Regions from separate parts of the Mus musculus genome. Here all the other regions are linked to region 1. Evidence: chromatin loops called from intact Hi-C (ENCODE). Cell type or tissue: heart. All regions are shown on one strand.

Evidence for each region. Hi-C counts contacts between places; a loop is a spot of excess contacts. Peaks named below come from ENCODE experiments on the same cell type or tissue, not always from the same donor. Only the 100,000 strongest peaks of a DNase experiment are listed, where the experiment ranks them.
Region 2: a loop joins it to region 1, with 11 times the contacts of the local background. A loop is called at or near these places in 7 of 42 quality-filtered maps.
Region 3: it touches region 1 in a loop (4-fold over the local background); 4 of 42 quality-filtered maps call a loop at or near these places.

The regions. Positions count from the first base shown.
Region 1 is chr8:9,972,910-9,980,909 of GRCm38, reverse strand. It overlaps Lig4 (ligase IV, DNA, ATP-dependent), which reads left to right and starts at 4,599. Exons shown (of 2, transcript NM_176953.4): 1 at 4,599-4,879; 2 at 7,103-8,000. The coding sequence starts at 7,132. Abhd13 (abhydrolase domain containing 13) reads right to left here and starts at 3,193. Exons shown (of 2, transcript NM_001081119.1): 1 at 2,891-3,193. In heart, a CTCF peak has its summit at 4,381; DNase peaks (open chromatin) are centred at 3,169 and 4,419; H3K4me3 peaks cover 3,780 bases; H3K27ac peaks cover 2,107 bases.
Region 2 is chr8:10,037,052-10,045,051 of GRCm38, reverse strand. No RefSeq gene overlaps it. Among named protein-coding and RNA genes, the nearest start is that of Tnfsf13b, 34 kb to the right of the region's middle. In heart, a CTCF peak has its summit at 969 (motif pointing left); a DNase peak (open chromatin) is centred at 4,031; H3K27me3 peaks cover 353 bases.
Region 3 is chr8:10,383,780-10,391,779 of GRCm38, reverse strand. It overlaps Myo16 (myosin XVI), which reads right to left. Exons shown (of 35, transcript NM_001319151.1): 10 at 7,042-7,192; 11 at 1,541-1,651. Among named protein-coding and RNA genes, the nearest start is that of Gm51561, 42 kb to the left of the region's middle. In heart, no CTCF peak of the experiment used is centred here; a DNase peak (open chromatin) is centred at 4,419.

The DNA of each region.
Region 1 (8,000 bases):
CTTAAAGACCCAGGACAACACCACATGATGCCACTCTGAATCCTGCTGCTTAAAATTTGTAAGCTGACCAATGATCAATGTGCCACTGTTTCTCTGTTGTATGGCTCATGATCTGCTGAGTACACCTCCAACAACTTTTGAGCTGTTTGCATGGCAGACGTACACTTATGACCACACCAGCCTAACACAAATTCATGCAATTACAGGGCAGAGTAAGGAAATCAAAGACCACAACCATCCATAATACAGCAAAACAACTCAAACTTTTACTACCTGTCCATCACAAAATATATCAAGGAAAATTTGAGCAAATATTTTAAAACAGGACAAGGCTAACTGCAGGGCTGGGATTCTTTACTTCCCATTAAGTAGCTGTCTGTACCACTTAGTTATAACCACTTAGCACATTATTCATAGAAACATAAAGGATTCAGAATAATCTAAATACACACTAGGCAAGGCCAGCAGAGAGGAACTTAGAGCAGATAAGCCTGTGAGGTTCTTTATCCTGTAACATTTCACCCTAAAGAGTAACTGAAGCTCAATGGAGGAGTGCATAGGTTTTAACTGTCAATGTGGTATCAACTAGATAGGAAACTTGACAGATCTATTTCTTTACCACAGTCAAGTTTATACAGTTCAAAACTATTCCCCAAATAAAATTACTCTCTACTTAATCCATTTTAAAGTTGAAAAGGTACAGTTTGCATTTGTTAACTGACTCTACCAACATCAAGAGATCTCTGAAAACTCCCTCTGTGAATTACAAAGCTGAGTTGTCTGAAGACTGTAATAGAGAGCACAGGTCACTGCTGATAACCACATCACAAGGGGACAACCTCAAGATGCTCATTAATCAGTCCACGGGGAATTCACACATTCCAACCACATTTCATGGAACACAGAACTCCATTCTCACATCAACTTTTCTCCTTTGCTGCTAAGCAATGGAGAGGAAGTTCTGACACTTTGCCAGACACACAGCTGAAATGCAAACACAAATTAGCTGCTCTTGGTGTGCTGGAGACACCATGGAAGAAGCTATCCAGCTCCCTGATGGTACCCACATGCCATCAATAATGAGTAAGTGTGTCTTAATAGGCCTAGGGGACAGATGGACAGGATCTGTCTGAGAAGATGGCTGGAGGGTCCAGAGTGCATGGGAACCTGTGAAGGGGACATTTTTAAACTACACCAGGTAGAAGTTAGTAACATCTCTGTGCTTTCCCTCTTGAAACCCCAAAGGCTGTGCAAATGCAGTCATCTTAGGCAAAAATTTGGATGACAAATGACTGCCACCAGGGAAGTCAATGACAATTTGTTCTGTGATCATAAAGATCTGTAAGTAAGAAAATGGTAAACATCAAAAAGAAACTCAAGCCGGAAAACGTAAACACTCATGTAAGACTGTAGAGTGATAGGCTACTGCAAACAGGCCATGTTTTAGAAGTTACCATAAGTTGGCATTTATTGTCTTTTATTAAGCAGACTTCATAGGAGGCCTTGAGCTCCTAGGCTCACTCTGAATGTAGGTTGCTCTTGCTGTGGAAAACACTGCACCTCTAGCAAGCTGATGTTAGGAATACACATTACTTTACGATCTAAGACTTGTAAGACTAAGTGGCACATACTATATATAATAAGGTATTAGGAAGCCTGCCACTCACCAAACATTCTAATTACAAGAACTGGGGCTTGCCCTAGATCTAAAGTGGGGTGTTTTAGGGGCCTCGGGTTTTCCTGAGGCAGATCAACAATTATAAGAAACTGGAATCTTGGGAGGATGAACGAACTAGAGAAACAAAGACTTGACAGCCCAGTGCCTGAGTTTCTGAACTGTCTGGGAGAGCATCCAACGTTCCGGCGAAAGGCAGCAGGCCAAGTGCTACCTGTGGCTGTACATGTACAAGTCAGCTAGCCTTCTGCTTGCCCGGTCTTTCTAATACCTATTTCCAGGATGTGGTGATAAAATGCTGCCACCTCTGAGTCAAAATTCAAGCATTTTCTTATCTATCGCAGCAAAGCAAGTCTCAGTAAGCACTGCGAATCCCAGTTAAATCACGGCAGTGACTCAAGTTATTAGAGTGAAGCTTTATTTTTCTGTGGAGACCCAGCTCAGACTACAGGTCCTCCAGCAAGCTTTCCTCGGACCTCGTTCCCAGTGTCACCAGTTCCATCCTGTAGCCTGGGCCGACTCATGTGGCACTATTTACTAAGGGGGTGATGAGCCTGCTTATATAGGCTGGGAGTTCCGTGATGGCAGTGACCTTATGTTACTCCATCGGACGCTTTCAACGCGTAGCAAGGCCGAAGGTACAGAGCAAGTCCAACTCAATCCCAGCTCAACTGAGTCAAGTCTTTGGTAGCACAGCTGTGACATAACTCTGCACTGCCAATCATTAATTCTCAGTGAGATAAAACAGTGCTTTAGAGAAGAACATGTCTAAGCACACACACACATAAGGACTAATTCATGCCAAAAGACAGAGCAGATCGACAAAAAACAAAACAAAACCCAACGTTCAAACTTAAAGCCAGTGTGTCACTTGGTTCCTGCTGCCTGGTAGACAAGTGCACAACTAAAGGTTTACTTTAGGTTGCCAGCTCAGCCAAGCACACTCCCTGATGCATTCTCGCTTCACACCAATGGCTAAAAAAAAAAAGAGGCCCAGTGACTTCAAGTGTGCGACAACTCTCTGGATTTTATGGCCCCGTCGCCCGCAGCTGCGAGGTTAGCAGGTCTGCACCTGTTACAGACAAACGCGCCCAGTCCCTCCGACCCAAGCCCGGGGTTTGCTGGCCGACTGTTCTGGGAGTAGATACGGGCTCCCGAATCCGAGCTGCGGGGTGAGGAGGTCGGGGAGGCCGCCCGCGTCCCCGCCGCACTTACTCAGGCTCGCGGGCGGGCTGCGCAGTCGGCCGCGGGCTCGGAACCCGGCTCCGCGCTGCAGCGAGGCCCCGCGCCGCCCCCGCCGCTCCTCATCGTCTTCCTCCCGCCGAGGGGCCGCCGTCGCCACTGTCTAGCCCGGAGCTCCTGCGGCGCGGCGGGCCCAGCTGGCGCAGCCTCCACTTCCGGCTCGCGCGCGGTGTCCCTGGCAAATAACCCCGCCGGCCCCCACATAACCTGTTCTCCAGCTTCCTCCCGGGAGCGCGAAGCCAACCTGTGCACCCCTATGCGCATGCGCAGGACACTGGGCTCCGCCTTCATGCTACGGTAGCCCGTAGGGGCAAGATACATCTCGGCGTTTCCAGTCAACTGCTGCCTGAACACATTTCGGAGAACAAGGAGTTTCTCTTCTCTCCTCTTCTCCCCTCCTCTCCCAAATGTGCCTGCTCTTGGCTATGCTCTTTCACTTATCTGCACTAAACTTTCTCTTCCACCATGCCTAACTTTCAGGTAGTTATGCCCTTCCTTTTTACTTTTTTTTCCCCCCACTCTGAGGATAAAACAAATTTGGTTCTCCATTAACCATGCAGCTAAAAAGCACATTAGAGCAAGAGCTTTGAATTAACTAATAGCTTTTCTCGGCTCATAATTTGTGGTTCTTTCGTATCAGTAAAGCAGAGCCCGACCTGTGCCTGACGTCGGAGCGCAGGAGCAGTTGAATAAGACACGGATGTGTAAGAGTTGTACAAGCTGTACGAGCACCGCTGATGCTCCTGTACAGTAACGTGTGGCTTTGCAACACCACAGGGAAACTATCGTGAGACTAAGGGAAACTACAGAGAAAATAACTGGCCACACGGAGCCGTAGGATCTGGCCCCACTTTAAACTAGCCCTGGACTGTCGGCCTTGTGAAATGCAGCGTAAACACATTAGACAACCCCTGAAAGCAATTGACACTCTAGTGTCTCACCAGGACTGCAAAGTTTCACCTTCAAAGAAAGTGTTCCCCACACTTTGCCTATAATTTCTGAACTCTTATTGGTGGAGTAGGGCAGGTCATAGCCACCAATGCCAGTGGAAAGTAAGAGTTTCTGAGACGTGGAGCGTACGTTTATACTTCTATTTTGAGTATCTAGTATAGTTATTGAGTGACAGTAAGGTGTTCAATAACACTATCAGCTAGCTTTATTCCAAATCACCGAGCACCATTGAAAAGCCTTTAGTCCATGTAAGTATGTTTCTGCGCCATGAATTATTTATTACTATGTAATACATAATTATTTTTATTATTATGTATTATTTCTGCACAGTGAAAAGGCTACCAAGAACACAGAACCTGAATTAATTTTGCAAAAGTCTTTTTCTGGAGCCCTAGACTTTTTAGGTGGGAGGATTCTCTTCTGTCCTGGAAGTCTTCAGAAGCCAGTCCTGTCAGGGCAGCAACCCAGGCTCCAAGTTCCTCAAATTCGGCTCAACGATGACATCCAGCGGCGAGGGACCGAACATCCTTTGCTACAGGCAGAGACAGTGGAGGCGCGCTGCGCAGGCGCTCTGAGCCGCCGCGCCGGCCCGCCCCTGCCTCGCCTGTGCCTTTAAAAGCCGGCAGGCTCGCCTGTTCCCACTGCGCCTGCGCGGCAAGCAGCTGGCGGAAACGCCCGGCCGGCTTCTTGTGGCGGCAGCTTCCGGTCGGAGTGGGGCGGGGCAACCTCTGCTAAGCAAGTGGTGTGGCGGGTTGGAGGAGGCAGGGAGGTTCTTGGTCCTAGGGAGGCTGCGTCCTTCCCGTGCTTTGTCCCAGCGTCACCACCCGCCTTCCACGGTGCAGCCGGCTCGCTGGGGACTGATTTCAGGTGGCAGCCACCGGGTGAAGAAATCGTGTCCTGATGCTTAGTTGTATCCGCACGCTGCCCTGCCCCCTGCCACCTAGCTACCTGGGACCTGCGCGCTCCCCCAGCTCCTTCATTCGGCAGGGTTGGGGTTCACGGGCTGCTTAGGTAAGCAAAGCACTAATGCAACAGGTATGGAGGCACCTTCCAAAGCCTGTGGTCATCGACTTTACCACGAGTTAAAATGTTTGAGTGCATTTGAACTTCAGCACCTGAAGCCTGCCAACGAACTTAATTGTTTTATTGGGGATGGAAAGCATAATATCAAACCTCCGAGTGATAAAACAGCAGAAATTCAAATAGTTAACTCCTGTAGTTGGTGTTGAACAAAATGTGTGTGTTTGATAGCAATTTGAATTCTTGGTTTTCTGTGTTGATAGTTGTTTTAAGATGCTCGTGTATTCACACCATTGCCTACAATACACTATTATTATAAACGCAACTTGAATCGTTTGCTCCAGCTCGTTGAGAAAAAGTTCGAGACTATATGTATTCTCCAGATATACCTATAGAAGTGCACTTGTATTGGGACATTCAGAAAGTATTTAATACACGTCATCTTACATGCGTTGTACAGAAATTATAACTGTAGTATTATGCACCACCATGTACCCACTTGAAGGACCCAGGTGGCTGGTGCAGTCAGTTATGCAAACCAGCTTCAACAAGGGAAGCAGTTAACCAAAATTGTAGTTACAGATGTCAGAAGATACAGTCCCAGGTGGCTTATCTTGATCTGACCTGCTGATTTAGTTGTGTTTCCTCTGTGAAAAATACGACTTAGAAGTGATGTTTGTTTTGTCCTCTATAAGCTACTAATGCTGTGAATAGTTTCCAGAGCAGGCTGAACTATGTTTGATGTCTATTTAACCAGCCCAGCCCTGATCCCCTCCTCCTTTTTCCATAAAGCATTTAATAATTAGTTCCACAAACAAATTTGAGCTATATGATATTCATCACTGGGAGCACAAATTGCCACTTGATGTGAGACTTTTCTTTGTGGAGTAGGGAAGTAGAGTATGAGGAATTTCATAATCTCCACTGCCTGGCCAGATACTGTTGTCTGAAGTCACATAATAAAGCATTAGTTGTTTTTCCTGGAACATGCATTTTACTTGAAATTATTTTTAGAATACTTGTTTGACTATTATATAGTTTAAGTTGCATTAAAGTAACTGACATGCATTCCTGTAGAACATGTAGGGATATTTAAAACTTTGCAAAACTTCACACTTGTGTTAATATATGTTAGGGAACATTCTAAATCCTGTTCATTCATTTCCTTGATTTCCAAAACCTTTGGCGAAAAGGCAGTGATTACTAGGGTTGGGATTTTGATATTTGGTAAAGCACTGTGTTAGCATAGTTTGATCTCTTTGTGCCTTTTGTTCTTTACAGTGTATATGCTGTCGTCATAAAGCAGAAGCAACCCTATCATACTGCCTGGCTCATGTGTAGTCACTGAATATTTGGGAAATAGCAGGCAGAAAAATATGAACAAAAATTATAAATTAGGGCAGTGGTGGCACGTGCCTTTAATCCCAGCACTTGGGAGGCAGAGGCAGGCAGATTTCTGAGTTCGAGGCCAGCCTGGTCTACAGAGTGAGTTCCAGGACAGCCAGGGCTACACAGAGAAACCCTGTCTTGAAAAACCAAAAATAAATTAATTAATTAATATTTGTATATATATGGTAAAAATAGGTAAAAATGATGCTGTTTTGGGGTCTGATTTCCAGTTGAGGTTTGAATGGCAGAGGGGTTTGCCCCAGCTGTCAATGAAGGGATGAGGTAAATGGAGACATAAGCCTTTTGGCTGGAAGAGAAGGATAGCTGTTGTTTGTCTTTGTCAACTGTGGTTCAGATTTCAGAATGCCCAAGAAATAGGACTCCAGTTCAGTGAGCAAGTGATTTCTTAGAATCGTTGATGGCAATTAGTTTGTCTTAGGTGCTGTATAATTACCCAAGAAACAAGAAACATAAACAGACTTTACTTTTAAACCTTAGAAATAAAATTTGCCACAACTGATTTGACTTCCATTACTAAAAATAATACTTTTGTATTCGGTGCTAAATAGTCAGTAGCTAGAATACCATTGAATGTTAACATTTAAGATAAGTTGATAGGCATAGGAAATGAAGCTGAGACTTGAGAGGAAGTGTTGGTCAGGACCAGAAGGAAAGCAGCTACCTGTGTATCCACTTATTGCATTGACCTGTTATTAAGTAAACTTAAGAGTTATTATGATCTAAGTCACCTCTATAAGCACTTTGTTTTAAATGTTTATAAATTGCCACTGCCACTTAAAGTTACTTTTCCTTTTGCTTTATCAGTTCAAACCGGAGGATTTGTTGTCGCTTCTATGGCTTCCTCACAAACTTCACAAACTGTTGCAGCTCATGTCCCCTTTGCAGACTTATGTTCCACACTAGAACGGATACAGAAAGGTAAAGACCGTGCAGAAAAAATCAGGCACTTCAAGGAGTTTTTGGATTCGTGGAGAAAATTTCATGATGCCCTTCATAAGAACAGAAAGGACGTTACAGACTCTTTTTACCCTGCAATGAGACTCATTCTCCCCCAGTTAGAAAGAGAGAGGATGGCTTATGGAATCAAAGAAACCATGCTCGCTAAGCTCTACATCGAATTGCTGAACTTACCACGAGAAGGCAAGGATGCCCAGAAGCTCCTCAATTACCGAACCCCCAGTGGAGCTCGCACGGATGCTGGGGACTTTGCCATGATTGCATACTTTGTTTTGAAGCCAAGGTGCTTACAGAAAGGAAGCTTAACCATACAGCAGGTAAATGAACTCTTAGACTTAGTTGCCAGCAATAACTCTGGCAAAAAAAAAGACCTAGTGAAAAAGAGCCTTCTTCAGTTAATAACCCAGAGTTCAGCACTGGAGCAAAAATGGCTGATTCGCATGATTATCAAAGACTTAAAGCTTGGCATCAGTCAGCAAACAATATTTTCCATTTTCCACAATGATGCAGTTGAGTTGCACAACGTCACCACAGATCTGGAAAAGGTCTGCAGGCAGCTGCATGACCCCTCTGTAGGGCTTAGTGACATCTCTATCACTCTGTTTTCTGCCTTTAAGCCAATGCTAGCTGCTGTAGCAGACGTGGAGCGTGTGGAGAAGGACATGAAGCAGCAGAGTTTCTACATCGAAACTAAGCTTGATGGTGAGCGCATGCAGATGCACAAAGATGGCGCGCTGTACCGGTA
Region 2 (8,000 bases), 64 kb before region 1:
GGGAGTGCTGTCCTGGGTGTCCTGGGTCCTGGAATGACAAGGAAGCGTGGATGGGAGGGACATGAGGCCCACGGGTTTGTTTATAGGTCAGACTGTGATAGGTGACCTTACTAGCCTTTAGAACATCGAAAGTTGAAATGTCAAGGGAAATGGGCTTTCAATTGGACATGGAGTTCGTAGGACTCACCACAGGTCTTACAGTCCTTAATGGAAGCACAAAAGAATTAATTATGGTATGCAATCTGACCGTGGGCTGCAAATATTAATTTGGGTCATTCCTAAGGATGTGACCTACTATGGAGGTGGCTACACAAGCCACTGTTAATTACCAAACAAAGTCGTAAACCAAGGCATTTATAAACCAAGGCATATGCCACATACAGGCAGGGACCACGGGTGGCAGAGCAGCTACAAAGAGGGGGAACTGCTGTAGGTTTCAGATGCTGTCTGACATATCCTTAGCTTGTTGCTGGTGGAAGTACATTCTCTTCAATGAATGAATATTTAATGTTTTAGTAGTCACAAAAGGTTTGGTCAGACATGGGAGTGAGCAATGAGTTTTTTTGTGTGACTGAAATAGCTGAAGATAATTTGGCCCTGGTCTACACAGTGTTAAATGTCAACACTCACAATGTTTAGTCTCTTGGCCTTATAGACTCTTCAGCAAAACAGAGTGGCTTTTATTTCTGGAAGCTTTAGCTAGACTCCTTTTGCACTGGGGGCTATGGTTGTGCAAGGTCTTGTCGTTGTAAGTGGTTTGATACAATAGAACTTCATGCAAAGATGGACAGTAGAAGATGTGGCGACATCTCGGTTTTACAGTGCCCGGGGAATATACCTTAAGGAACATTCATGGCGTATGTTGGGTAGCTTATTGTTCCTTTTCGTAGTCTTACAATTTTTACCATTTGCTTAATTGTAGTTAATAAAGCAGACGTTTTCATTAGATGTTCGCGTGCTTCCCTCTAGTGGTTGCATGTGTGAGCAACAGGACAAAGGAAGGCACTTGTATGACATGGCTACACTAATTACACACACATACAGGCATGCACGTGCATACACACATTCACGCATACACACACAGAGGAAAAGAAAAAAAATACCCGATTCACCTCACCCACTCAACAAAACATCTGACCATCCCTCCCTAACATTGTCAAGCTGCAAAAACTGGGGAAAAACAGAAGTATCGTTGCCATCTTCCTCCCCAATCATGCCTGCCCTGTACGCTCAAGTCCTGAATATTCTAAAGCAATTATATGACACTACGAGTAACACTGTATCTATATTAAAATTACATATAAAATTAAGATGTACCAAATGTAATGGGATTTCTATCATATCCCAAAAAACAGTCTAAAAACAAAAGAAGAAAAATCCAAAAGGTCTGCCTTCTCCTGCTCCTGTACATTCAATCCTATTCCACTCTTTAAATACTGAAAACGCTGTATCTTACTCCCTTCCTCTCTCCTCTCTCCGCCCATCTTCTCTTTTGATGGCTTTATTTGGACATGAGTACTGTGATGAGAGTATAAAGTGCCTTTAGTCTCATGTTTTGAACACTGGCCACAGCTTGCAATACTATTTTGAACTATATTATAGGGACTACAGGAAGTTCAACATGGCTGACTGGACTAGATCACTAGGGAAATGTTTACAGGCTACATGTCATGGCTGTGGCCAGGCTCTCTGCTCCCAGACCTGTGCTATGTGAGCACCAGTCGCCTTTCTCAGTCTCCTCCTGCAACACCGTTAGCAGGATGGGCTGAGCTTTCTCCTCAACCAGGAGTCAAGATGAAACCTCGGTCATACATCTTGCCACAATGATAACACAAGTAACTAATATAGACGATTAATATCAGAAAATTGAGGTTATTGATAAATGAAGCCGGACCAAGAGAGGTTTGAACCCTGGGAGATGATTTTTAGGAGGGATTTGAAAGAGATTGGAACTGAGGACTACAGATGTCCTAGATACACTAGTCTTCACTTAGTGGGGGGATGCTGCTGGGAGTCTGGAATCCCAGAATGCCTGAAGAATGGTGGGCCACAAAGACAGCACCCGTGAGGTTTCGGTGGGAACCGAACTCTATTGAAGACTGGACTCTAGACTGTGTATGTCACATTTGTGCAAAGAACCAAGCTACATTTTCCCCTGTGTCCTCAAAGTTGAGTGAGTGTGAACTCTATGGAATTGTTTTGTAGCGGAAGTTTTGACACAGCATAGCATGTGGGCTTCAGCATTGTCATTTCCCAGAGCTTTAAGCCAAACTGACACCAAGATTCAGGACTAAAGATCAGAAAAAGATTTGAGCGCACGCCTTTAATCCCAGCACTCGGGAAGCAGAGGCAGGCGGATTTCTGAGTTCGAGGCCAGCCTGGTCTACAAAGTGAGTTCCAGGACAACCAGGGCTACACAGAGAAACCCTGTCTCGAAAAACCAAGAGAAAAGAAAGAAAGAAAGAAAGAAAGAAAGAAAGAAAGAAAGAAAGAAAGGAAGGAAGGAAGGAAGGAAGGAAGGAAGGAAGGAAGGAAGGAAGGAAGGAAGAAAGAAAGAAAGAAAGAAAGAAAGAAAGAAAGAAAGAAAGAAAGAAAGAAAGAAAGAAAGAAAGAAAGAATTGAAAATGTACAGTGTGAAAGGAGAGTGTCATTGTGGACAAAGCAGATGCAGATAAAATGGCTTTAACTGGCAAAAAGATCAGCACCATTAAACAGAAGATACACAAGGTACTCAGAGACCGGTACAGCCATGGTCCAAGGGACCAGTCACATCTTGGGGTGGCTGCAGAGGCTGGCATTTTCTGTGTGCTGACACCATAGAAGTACTGGGTCAAGATAAAGGCCAGTGTGGATGGAGCACAAGTGGAGTCTGCATATCAGGGGTCCCTTGCAGCATATGCATGGGGCTTTGCATAAAATCTATGTTTGCAATATGGATAGGAGGATGTTGAGAACTGGAATACCTGCCATGGAAAGCTGCAGATACCATGTGGAGCTAGCCCAAGGCATGGTGTGCTGAACAAAGCAAGGCTCCTCAAGCCTGTGGTGGATCGCATTGTGGTAACTTGTGCCACAGAACCACGCCCAGGGCTACAAGATTTAACATTTGTCCTGTTTTGACTTTGTTTGGTCCAATATTTCCTTGCTTCCTCCAATCCCTCCCTTTGGGAATGCTGCTCAGTGCTACCGTATACTAGAAGATCATTTTATGAAGCCAAGTAGCTCAGGTATTGTCTTGAGACTCAGTAGAGACTTTGAACATTGGATATTTGGGTGAGCTGGAGTTTTTATTAATATAGTGGGAACTCTCAGATTTGGATTAGTGGAACTTCTCATTATTAGACAATCATGAGCCTTCAGGGGCAAGAGACAGAAGACTGTGATCTGAGTCTGAAATGTGCCCTACCAAACTCATATTTGGAATGCTAAATTCCCAGCTTCCAGTGCCATTTTTGAAAGCTGTGGAATCACTAAGTGGGGCCTGCAGGGTCAGCAGAAGTCAGCAGAGCCTTTGATGATTCCGGATGAGACCAGTTCTTTGCTCCTGCTGGACCGCACATCAGTAAGGAGTGGAACCTACCTGTCCTGCTCGCCATGATAAACGCAAATCCCTCTGAAACCAAGAGCCCGATTCCAGTTAAAGTCTTTGCTTGTACACACTAGAAAGGGATGTGCCCTTCTGAAGTTTCTGCCACCCTACCTCCCCTGCCATGTGGGATGAAAGTTCTCTGAAGCTGTCCCCAGAATAAACTTGACCTGTCTTGTTTTTCTCTTGTATTTCACCACAGCAACATGAAAGTAACGCCAGCACAAGTGGTAGCCCAAGGTCCTCCTCTCTCTCCACACACTGGCTTTCCAGGCACTCTCTACTCTGTCACTGGACATTTACAAGTTTTTCACTGGCACATAATTATCTCTTAGACAAGTCTGAGTACTAGATAAAACTCTGCATCCGAGCTGAAGCCCTTCCATTTCTAATAATATGAAAGGAAGCCATGGCTGCCTCTTGATAAGGAATGGCTGTAATATGATAGGGAAGCTGACCTTAAACTTGGGACACAGAATCCAAACATGTACTTGTTACGTGATTTCACATTTCTGCCTGTCTGGCATCTGGGGCTGGGACTGTTCAGAACACTCCCTTAGCATGAGGGAGAGCCTGGGTTTGATCTTCAGCAGCTTCCACCACTGCCAAGGGACCTCTCACCTGGTTTGCCTCCTCTCTGGCCTCAGTCTCAACTCTGTTTCTGGCTGGACCATCCACTTTCTCAGAAGAAATGTAGGGTTAGCAAATGTCTTTCCAATCATCAAGACAAGTTACACATTTGAGATTTTTCTGAGGTGTCTGTGACTCCACTGTGTACACTCAACATGTACACACACATGCACATACATGTTCAATACACTCACATGTGCATACACACACACACACTATATATATATATATATATATATATATATATATATATATATATAGTAAGAAGCACATAGACACAGCAGGATCTGGGATGTGGCGAGATGAAACTCCAAAGATGCCAATCATGATTGAGTTCCCACCAGAAGATAAGGGTTTCCCTTGCTGTGTGAACAGATTGACTTCTATGGGTCTCCACTCTCACCCTTGACTTCTGTGACTGGCCAAACAGATTCCTTGATTGATGGTACTTCATTTTAGAAATGCTTTGTTTGTTTTTGCTGTGACATTTGGAAGTGGGTCTGGAAGCCCTCTTAAGTTTGCGGCTCATACTTGGCAAAAAAACCGATCCACTTCTCTTTAATTTCCAGGAGTCACACTGAACACGTTGTGCAATAACTTTATTGGAAATGAGAAATTTATGTGGATGAGCTGACTTTCCCACCCTCTCTGCTGCGTTGCTCACACTGAGTGTGTCCCCCACTCCACTGGTGAGCTGGGCCCCAACACAGACTCCCTCCCTAGGGAGAGTCCACAGGAAGACTCAAGGGATTCCTCTTATCTGCAGAAAAGACTGGAGAAGGGTTACACACAGTCACCCAGGGCCTGTCCATACTCACATGGTGATCCAATATACACATTCTTTAGTCTCCAGAAGACCCTTTATCTGGATGCTTGGTCCCCATCCAGCCCCTGATATACAGAACCTACTTGTGCTGTCTCATAATACCAAGATCCTGGATCCTTTCTCTTAGACTATGTTAAATGCCAAGCAACCTTTGACCTACACATGACATTTTTGACACATCTGGACAATCACAAGAAGTGAAGTGCCTTCAGGTGAATAGTTGTACATTTATTTGGAACCATAAGGATACTTCAGTTCCTTCCTTTCTCCCATTGCTCCCTCCTCCCATCATTCCCTCCTTCTCCCATTATTCTCTCCTTCTCCCCATCATTCCTTCCTTCTCCTTCTCCTTCTCTCCTCCCCATGATTTCCCTCCTTCATTCCCATCATTGTCTTCTCCCCCATCATTCCTTCCTTCTTTCTACCTCCAACATTTCCTGCTCTCCCCATTATAACTTCCTTCTTTCTACCCCCATATTTCCCTCCTTCTCCCCAGACCCCTTTCTTACTCAGGGTGCCTAAGGACAATATATTTATTTCTTACTTTTTTGGTATCTATAACTGAATCCCTGACAGGAGCTATTAGGGGAGGGAGCAAGAACACATTTAGACTCATGTTTGAGAGGGCACAGTCCATAACTGACATGTGGAAGAGTTCTTAGAAGCTAGAGTGACTACAGATCCTCAAATTTCAGCAGAGGATATTCAGGCCAGAATCAGTGTAGGACCAGACACCATGACCCACTTCCTATAACTAAACTCTACCTTAGTGATCTCACAATTTCCCCAAAGAGCACTACCAGTTGAGACCAAGTATCCAGACACAGGGTCTTGGGAGGGATCAGCTCACATTCAAACCATAAGCTTCTAATTTCTGTAAATTTTACTTCCAGATGTCTTACTAACATAAAACCAGACAATTCATTTCTTTTTCTTTGGCATTATAGTTTAATTTTTTTCTGTGTTCATGAGTATAGATATGGGCATGCTGTCATTTTGATTATGTATACAGCATGCAAGGCATTATTCCAATAACTTGTACATACTCATTAAGTTTTCCAAAAAATGATAAGCTATGGTGGTATTGAAATTTGAGAACCCCTGTTATAGGTTATTTAATAAGAAACTAGAATTAGAACAAAAACAAATAATTTTTTCTCTACAACAAAAAGCCTTCATGGAGGAGAGGAAGAAGGGATAAGAGAGAGGATTCCCTACTCCCACCATTTAACAAGGTGTGTTTGTATCCATGTGCCCTGTGCACACACATTCCATGTGGGTGGATTTATACATTGTCACATGTGGAAATTTTCACCTCTGACAGCCTTGTGTTAATTTTTTTTTTTTTTTACTTTAAACCATTTTAGATTTTAAAGGTTTCAACTTTTATATTGAGGTCTTTGATCCATTTAATGGATTTGCTGTATAAGGTGGACAACAGATATCTGGTTCATTCTTTTATATGTGGATATCTAGTTCTAATTAAGAGGCTATTTTCTTCCTATGTATACTTTGGAACCTTTGTAAAAAAATTAAGATGCTATTATTGTGGATTTGTATCTTTTTGTTCCATCGAATACCATCTGATATCATGGTTCATTTCGATCTGGCTTGGTTTGTTTATCTAGGGTCATTTGTGTTTCCATCTGATTTATGTTTTACTTTATTTCTGTGAGTAAGCGCATTGTCTATGAACCTGTAGCTAGAAGGATCAAAGGCTCTAGGAGGGAACCTATAACTGTTACTCTGCTCCATGGATGTCATTAGGAATTAGACCCACTCCCAATGACTTGTCGTGGCATTCATAGATTAAGGCACTTCTCTAGGCCCTTGCCAGAGAAGCCTCTATCTGCAGTGAATGGTGATTAGCTTAGAGGCCCATTCTGGCCAAGGTGAGGGAAATAAGAGACTAAGGAATGCTCAGACATAAAATGAATTTAAGAAAACATTGGCATCTGAATGGGTTGGCATCATATCTGTAGACTGCTTTGAGTGGGCTAACCATTTCTCAACACCAGTTCATTCAACCCATAACTGGGGGAATCTTCTCCTGTCTCTGTTTCTACAGTGTTTCACAGGTGTTCTTGCAGAGCTGTCCTCTGCTTGGCTGGGCATATTCTTGGGCTTTGATTGTTCTTGTTCTTTTTGTTTTTGTTTTTTTGTTCTGTTGGCAGTTGAGAATAGGATTGTTTTTCTGATGTTGTTGTTGTTCTCAGTGTGTTTGCCATTGGTCTACAGGAAGTCTACTGAGTTTTTGTCTGATAATTCTGTTTCCTGCCCCTTTCCTGAAGGAATGCATGAGCTCCAGACATGATTGAATATTTAAGGCTTTGTGTAGAGAAGTATGCCATCTGCAAACAGGTGTACTCCGACTTTTTCCTTTCCTATTTGAATCCCCTTTATTCGCTGTTCTGGTTTAGAATTCAAGTACAATATTAAATAGGTGTGGATGAAGTGGGCCTACTTTTTTAACCCTGATTTTAGTGGAAATGCTTTTAGTTTTTTTTCCCATTTAGCTTGATGTTAACCGTAGGCTTATTAAGTACAATCTTTATTATGTTGAGACCTAAAATTCAAGCTGATAGAGGAAAATTGGAAGAAACACCTCAAAATACCAGCACAGGCAAGCACTTTCTGAACAGCACTCTGGTTGCTCAGGAAATAGCCCATCAGCTGAAAATGGGATTATGTGAAATTAAAAGATTTCTTCATGGCAATGAAATCAATGTATCTAGTGAATGGACAGCCTACAGAATAGGAGAAAAAAGTGCTAACTAAATATCTGACAGAGGTTTATACCCACAATATGTAAGAATTCATGTGTCAATATCCCTAGTAGTTAAAGGCGTCACACTTAGAATACACTATAAGAACTCAAACAAAATAAATGCATAAGTGCTGATAAACCAAACAATTCAATAAATAAATGGGCCAATGAAATGAACAGGCCCTTCTCAA
Region 3 (8,000 bases), 410 kb before region 1:
TTATAGTCCTGGGTAGTATGAAAATAAAACAAGATTTAAAAAAAGAAAGAAAGAAAGAAAAAAGAAAAGAATGAAAGACAAAGAAAAGAAACAAAAGAAAAGAAAAGAAAAGAAAAAAAAACCAGAAACAGGTCACGAAAGCACCAGGGAGACAGATAATAGAAACCAAAGCAGCCAGGCTTAACCACTTATGCCAGTGGCAAAGTTCCAACAATTGTGATGCGCGTGCTTAATTTTAAATATATTTGTGGTGGCAGGCAGTTTATTGAAGCCTTGAGAAGCTGGGCTGCAGCTTGTGGGTTAATCAGGACCTGACAACTCATTACTTGCTGAGAAATCTTAGTCTTCACATTTACATGAAAATGACTTAATCAGATTCTCCTCCGTAGATTAGGACTAAATGGGTGTTATCAGAGAATGTGACAGATTCGGGCATAATCGGAAATCTCCACAGGCACTTGGACTGAATTGTCCTGGGCTCTGTATGGGACAGAACAAAATCAATGAGCACATGGGAGGGGGCAGAGGGAGGCCGGGGGTAGGGGGTGGGGGTGGGCAGAGATGGATTTTGAGACTACAGGCTGTCTACATTGTTACTGGCATTAGAAAGCTAACATACAGGAAAGGGTTAGGACAATCTTAACTCATTCTCCATCTAAATGGCATTTTCTGCATCTCTGCAGAAATCGTACACACACAGTTAGGTTAGTGCCCAGAGAGACACTATTAAGTACTAAGTACTAAGTTCTAAGTACTAAGTACTTAGTATGGAGCCATTGGTGTCTTGAGGCAGACTGAGATTTATAAGCAGCTGATCTACAGATCTTGCCGGTTCTGGAAAGATCTCTCCACTCAGTCAGGACAACAGAAAAGGCACAACGAGTGTGAAAATGCAGTCAGAGGAGGAGGAGGACACGACTCTTCTTAACGTACAGACAGGACTTACTGTGGGTATAAGGGGAAAGCAGGTGGAGGGAAAAGCCCAGACTGAACATGTCTGGGAGACTAAACCAGGCCATGAGAGGAGGGGAGAGAGGGAAAGCAAGACAGGAGCCCCTAACCAAAAGGAGCAGCTAGGGCCAAGAGGCCAAGACATCAGAGTACCCACAATGGCTGGATTGTGTTGGGATCAGGCTAAGGGAAGGGAAGGGAAATGCAGCACCCTGGGAGTGAGAGGAGGAGGGGGCAGGGTAAAGAGTGCTGGGAGGGAGCTGGAGGTACTGAGGCATGCTGGGAAAGCTGGCCAGCATCTGCTTTGGTTTGTTAATGGGCACCTCAACTAGCCATTTGTCCCAGGTTCCTGAGACCCAACACATCATTGCGAGCCCTTGTCTATCTGCAGAGTCCTTACTAGCTTACACTTCATTCTGAATTTGGGATTTTGCTAAATATGACTAAGAATGTTCCCAAGAAGAGACTGAACTCTGTGAAGCTCAACCTCAGCCATCGCCACGGCCAGAAGCTTCTAGGGATCCATCACTTGCAGCCTTTGTGGTCCACAGTGGGGACCCAGGGTGCATGGCAGCCCTGTGGTACTCACGTGTATCTGGTCATTTCCAAAGCGCTTCTGAATTTCATACAGCAGGCTGCTGTCATTAAGCTCACTGAGTGTGGCTAGGTCATCGCTGGGAGCTGGAGGCATGACCTGGACCTGTGGGGTGGGACAAAGGCCAGTCTCATCAACTGTGGTCACTTTCTGATCAGCTCTTCACAGGTGCATGTTCCGACTTCAGGAACTTCTCAAAGTTCTGAGACCACGTGGATATGAAACCAATGTTAAAAGGGGAGATGGTTTGAGGAAGAGAGGACCATTCAGATCAGGGTCTGTGTTCCACGTTCCATAACTACAAGTCTCTCTCTTTCTCTCTCTCTCTCTCTCTCTCACACACACACACACACACACACACACACATCACCTTGTGCCAAGTTCCTTATGCCTTGAAGACCACCATCATGTTGACTGACCTTTCTTATCTCCAAATTTTAAGTCAGATCTGTGTGTCCCTAATCTTTGAAGGGATCAAGTTACATTCAAGTATTTGTTAGCTCCCAGAGCTAAGCCTTTGAGACTGTTTTGGGCATAGAAAGGCAAGGGGTTCAGGTTCTGCCTTCTGAGGGGACAGGGTCAGGTTTTCAGGATAGACCCCAGATTTGGGGCTTGTGATTTTTATTCTGTTTTACATCGATTTTAAGATTAAGGTGTCTGTGAGATTAGGTAACTGGCAGAAGGGAAAAAAATAATCACACTCATCCCTTTAAAACCAAGCAATATTTCAATAACTACTTCAAATAGATTATTTCAAGATAAGTATTTCAAATAAATCCAGATGGTTGTGGTCTTTTAATTAGATGGAAACCAGCAGTCTCCAAGTGAGAAATGCACAATGCTTAATCCACCGGGCCCAGAGCGTGCTCTAGTAGCAGATGCTTGACAGATAGTACAGAGCAGCCTTGGCTGAGAAATAGAAGAATCTGTGTAGGGTCCTGAGAGCCCAGGACACACAGGAAACCTAAGCAAGTTTGCTTGTGGTCTCTGTTTCTGACATAGCCTGTGTTCTCCTTGAATTTCATATCTACATTGCACACGTATTATTTATCCTGTGTTCTTTTGCTGAATAATTTAAATATAATCATCACTGTTTATCTGGTGGGAGTTATCTGCAGAGTGAAATCATAACACATCTTAAAACACTAGACTTAAGAATGTGTTCCCCAGAGCTGGTGAATGCATCATAAGACATGCTCTGTCTCTCAGGCTGCACGTTGCCCAAGTACACTAGCAGCGGAGGTGGAGGCTCTGCCTTCAGTATCTCAAGGTCAGGAGGGCACAGTGCTGCATAACCCACTTAGAAGACGCCATGGCTAGGAGTTCCTGGGCATCGGACACTGATCCATTTCTCGACATGAGAACACAGTATCCCAGGGGAAGCATAGTTACTCACTGAAAAACCAAATGGCACAATATTTCTGATCTCAAAATTTCCAACAACCAGCCACCTGACCCTAAGACTCACACTCGACTCATGGGAAGAACTTGGTCCACTGTCAGCTCTGCAGCTGAGCATGGAACTCTGGTGTGCTTAGTTACGCAGCTCAAAAGAGCTCTGTGGCAATGGCCACACTGTCAACTTCCCTGAGGGACATCCTGGAGGGAGGAGGGGGTGGGGAAGTGTGGACATTAGTGGATAGCCCCTTGCTAAATAAAGACACTGTCAGTGAAATGCTTGAGGGAGTTGAGGGCTAAGTAGGAAGAGTAGGAACAGGGTCCACAGACTGAACAGAGACGGGCTCAATCTGAATACTTGTCAGGGTTGATAATTAAAGAAGAGAGAGGGGACATCAGAGGAAAGGACTCTAAGAGGAAACATGGGGAGTAGAAGGTACCTCCCTAGTAGATGCAGCAGATGCTTGCCAAAGGCAGGTCAGAGTGACCAGCCCCATACAGCAGAAGCTGCAGGTAGAGTAATCTGATTCACTACTCAACAGGATTTCAGGCTGATAATGGGGAAAGCTGGTTTTTCTATAGCCACGTGGTTGGTGACTCTTTATTTTCTGGTCCTTACAACCAAACACCAATGAACAATGGCTTAAAAGAAGTATTTGGCCTTAGAAGGCAGAAAAACAGAATCATTGCTGGAAAGGAAGCTGTGGCCGTGAGGGCAGCTTGGTCTACTGCGTCAAGGTGTCAACCAGGAGAGGGGAGAAGGCAGAGCTCAGCTGTCTACCTTCTCGCTCAACAACTTTTATCCAGTTGGATGAAACCACCCACTTATGGGGGATCCTCTCTCTTCAATTACAATTCTCTGGAAAAACCCTCACAGGCATCCCCAGAGGTTTCAAATCCCATTGAGCTGACAGTGAAGACTGACTACCAGAGTAAGCCAGAGTAAGTTGGCCTAATTACCACTGTGTAACAGTCAGAGAAGAGAGGGCAGCGTGCGATAAGCAGCTCCAGGACCACATTCACAAGTTCGCAGTGTTCCTAGCGTTTCTACTCTCTGACAGGCTTTATGCCAGTAGCTTGATGCAAAGACAGAAAAAGAGGATAAAAGGAGATGTTATCTTTCATCTCTCTGTGTTCTCAGTCTGCTGGAGGGGCCAGCAAGTACATAAATAATAAATTACAAGTGTAGAAAATGCACAGAAGTAAGCAGATGTCTGAAAAAGTTTGCTCTGTGGTGATCTAGGCTGCCCTTGTCTGTGGGCTGTGCTCAGGTTGAAAGTGGGAATCATTTGGAAGGACAAGTCTCTTAGGATGAAGGAGAAGAACCAGGATGGTGTGTGGGAAGCCCTTGAGGACTGGTGTGGCTGTGGGTAGAATCAAAGGGTAGCAGGTATGTAGAAGGCATGAAACTGAAGAGGCTAGGAATGGCTGCTCAGTTCCAAGGGTGATGGAAGGGTGCCCAGGGTGTTAAGTGGCTGGAAGAGAAGATTGGCTTTACTTTGTGACAGTGTCCTTTCAGCAGTTGGTAAAGGTAACAGGCAGAGGTGCCAAGGCCACTTAGCAATTGCCCAATGCAGGAGGTTCACAAAGGGAGTCAGGAGAGGAAATAGAGCTGGACATACTCACTATGCTACCTAATTCTTTGTCAACTTGACACGAGCTAGAGTCACCAGAGAGGAGGGAACTGCAACTAAGAAAATTCCTCAATAAGAACGGGTGGTAAGGCATTTTCTTAAATAGTGATAGATGGGGGAAGCCAGTCCATTGTGGGTGGGGCCATCCCTGGGCTGATGGTCCTAGGTTCTATGAAAAAGCAGACTGAGTAAACCAGAGGGAGCAAGCTAGTAAGCAGCACCCCTCAATGGCTACTATATCAGCTCCTGCCTTCAGGAGTCCTGAAGAATCAGGTTCCTGTCCTGTTTGAGTTCTTGCCCTGACTCCCTTCAATGATGGACTAAGACAAAGATGGAAGTGTAGTCGTAGTTGGTCATGGTGTTTGTTATCATGTCAATAGAAACCCTCACTAGGACCAAAAGACAAGGGAGGACTGCTGTGCTCAGTAACTCATTGCTACTATGGATGTTATGTCTTTCTGAGGATTAAGTTAGATTTGTTGAAGGTTTTCTTGTATCAGTGAACTGTTTTGTGTAACAGGAATCTATAAAAAATAAAGATGAAACAGTATATATTTTCTAGAAAGAAAAGAGATCCTAGCAGAAGTCCTTATATGGAGAGATAGCAAATGAAACTTATATGTGCAAGCACCTATAGAGGTCAAAGAGGGTGTGCAAAGTTACAGATGGTTGTGAGCCACTTGATGTGGATGCTGGGAACAGAACCCAGGACCCATTTCTCCCACCTCTATCATCATCAGGATCTTATTTTAAAGTCTTTGTGAGCATCCTACTACTGCCCACAAATACAATCTCATGTATGGTATAGATATTCATAATAAGAATGTAGGTATGGGTATATATATATATGTATAAAGACAGATTAATAGACATATATGATATGATATATTATATAGTACATATGATTGTAAGAATGTGGAACATTCAAAATTAAAGCCCAAACTTTCTGCAAGTTAGTATGCATTTTTAACTCTAAAAACGAGAAAGAGAGAGAGAGAGAGAGAGAGAGAGAGAGAGAGAGAGAGAGAGAGAGAGAGAGAGAAGACCTATTTTACTCAGGGACAAGGCTAGGATGTTCAAGTCAGTTTGTACTGCAAGTAGAGAAAGCATGGCCGGTATTGACAGAGAGCCCACAGGAGCAGTTCTCGGCATCCAGCTGGAAGTGTCCAGGTTCTTGCCCCTAGCCACACATTTGCACTGGGTTGAGGAAAATGTTCTAGAATAGCAGGTGAAACAATGTGCTCGTTGGCTGGCTTACACTAAAACAGTGACTCACGTAGCACCGGAGACCTTCAGGGCGGGCAGCTCCTTGTAGTTATAAAGATTTCACAGTCAACAGAAGAGAGTTCTGATGCTCGATTCTAGGCAGCTTTAGAAGGCATGGGTGCCTTACAGAGATTCTGCACAAGCCAGTTTTTCTATGCCTTTTGCAGAGGATCGATGCAACCAGAGATAGTCACTAACTACCCATCTGTGGAGTTACCCTTTGCTAAAGCTACATTTTACAAAAATCCAGAGGAAGAGGTACTAAGTGGTTTTGTTTTAATTTTCAAAATTTTCTACATTACATACTTATTTCTAAACTGGTACTTTGTACTTTGTTGCGTTGAAAAGTCTTTTCCATGGCTTTTGTATGGAATGTGACTGCATGACCCAGCCATCTATAGCTTGGCTTCTTCTATGAAGAACCGTCCAGTGGCTGATTGCCTGAAGCATCTGTGATCTGGCTTGCAGGGAAAATCTTAATGGGTTTAGTAAGTGTTACAGGTCAGCAATCTAAAATCCCCACCATATCCTCCAAAAAGGAAGGAACAGAAAATGATCATGGTGTTCTTATATCAAGGATACCTAAGAGATGACAGTAAGAACACAGAAACCACCCACAAGGAAGGTCCTGCCGGATGCTGGGAGGCTGCAAAGCCTTCTTAGTTTTAAAGAACATGTTTGAACATAGGTGAGCATAGCTCTGTCGTTCACAAAGCACCAGGCACAGAAAATCATTTACTTCTGTCACAGAAAGGAGAAAACTTAAACTCATAACCGTCCAAAACAGCAAAGCAATCGCCCCTAAATCAGGCATTGAGTCTTAAGTGATCACACACACACACACACACACACACACACACACACACACACACACACACACACACACCATAGCTTCTTTTAAAAAGAAATGCCTCTCAGTGCATCTTTGACCAATGTATATGTATTTGGAGAATTGGAAGAAACAGAAAAAGAGAAAAAAATACTACTTAATGATCAAAGACACCTAAAAATATACTGTAAAATTAAAACTTCTCTAAAATTAAATAGCAATTGTATTTATTAATGACCTACAGTAGAATTGCCACATTGACAGGAATTTTAAACAGACTCTAGCCTATGCACTTTTATTTTGTCTTTGAATAAAAGACAGGTCAGCTTTGAATGCTGTAGGTTTTCCCTGTGACCCTGCGAAGTTACCTGCTCTGGCTTGCCGCAGTTGCTTGTCATGCTGGTCTCAGGAGGGCCATCCTGGGACTCCTGCTTGCACAGACCTTTCGTTGTGTCTTTGAACATAATGTCTTTTTCCAGTAAGCTGTCCTGCTTGGCGATTGGTAGCACCAGGGGACTTCTACAAGAAACAATCAATACCAAAATTAGTTTTCTTCTAACATTGCTGTTTCTATCAAAAGCTACGGGAGCCTGGGCTACAGAAGGTATGTTTACTCAGATAAAAACATGTCCTGTAAGCTGCAGGAAATGTAAAGTTTTCTCTTCAGCCCACCTATCATTTAGATTTACTTCTGAAAAAAAAAAGCATTCATTTTAACTCCAAAAGAAAATGTTTACCAGGATACATTCAACTGTAATAGAAAGATCAATAGGTAATTTAAAAGCTGTTTGAAGTGCACAACTGCACTAGGCGCTGAATTTAAATGTGAAAAGGGATTTGTAAACAAATGAAACAAGTTATACTCATAATTAAAATACAATGGGTATAAGATTTAATGTACAGAGCCATAGGCAATATTTTGAGTTTGTATTGCATGTTAGAATAAAAAAGTTAAGTGTTAAGAATTGCCATATTACAAACAGAAAAATGCTTGTAACTTTCAAATAATTCAAACAAGGCAAAGAGGGTTATATAAACAAAAGCCACTGCAAGCCCTGAGTTCATAATATTCACCACCAAATAATTACTGAATTTGCAACATGATGCTTTACAACAAAGTTTAAGAACAATCTCCTTTAATGTTAGCACTCAAGCAGAAATGCACGCCCATTTTGTCAAGTGGATGCACGCAAACAGTTGTGTCATCTGATGTATAGGAGCAGGGATAACTCTGGTTAGAGCTGAGTGAACTCATTCTGTTGAGTTTTAAGTTTATCTGTCTCATATGCAGTAAAATTGATTTGTTGTATAGTACCATGCTCTCTTG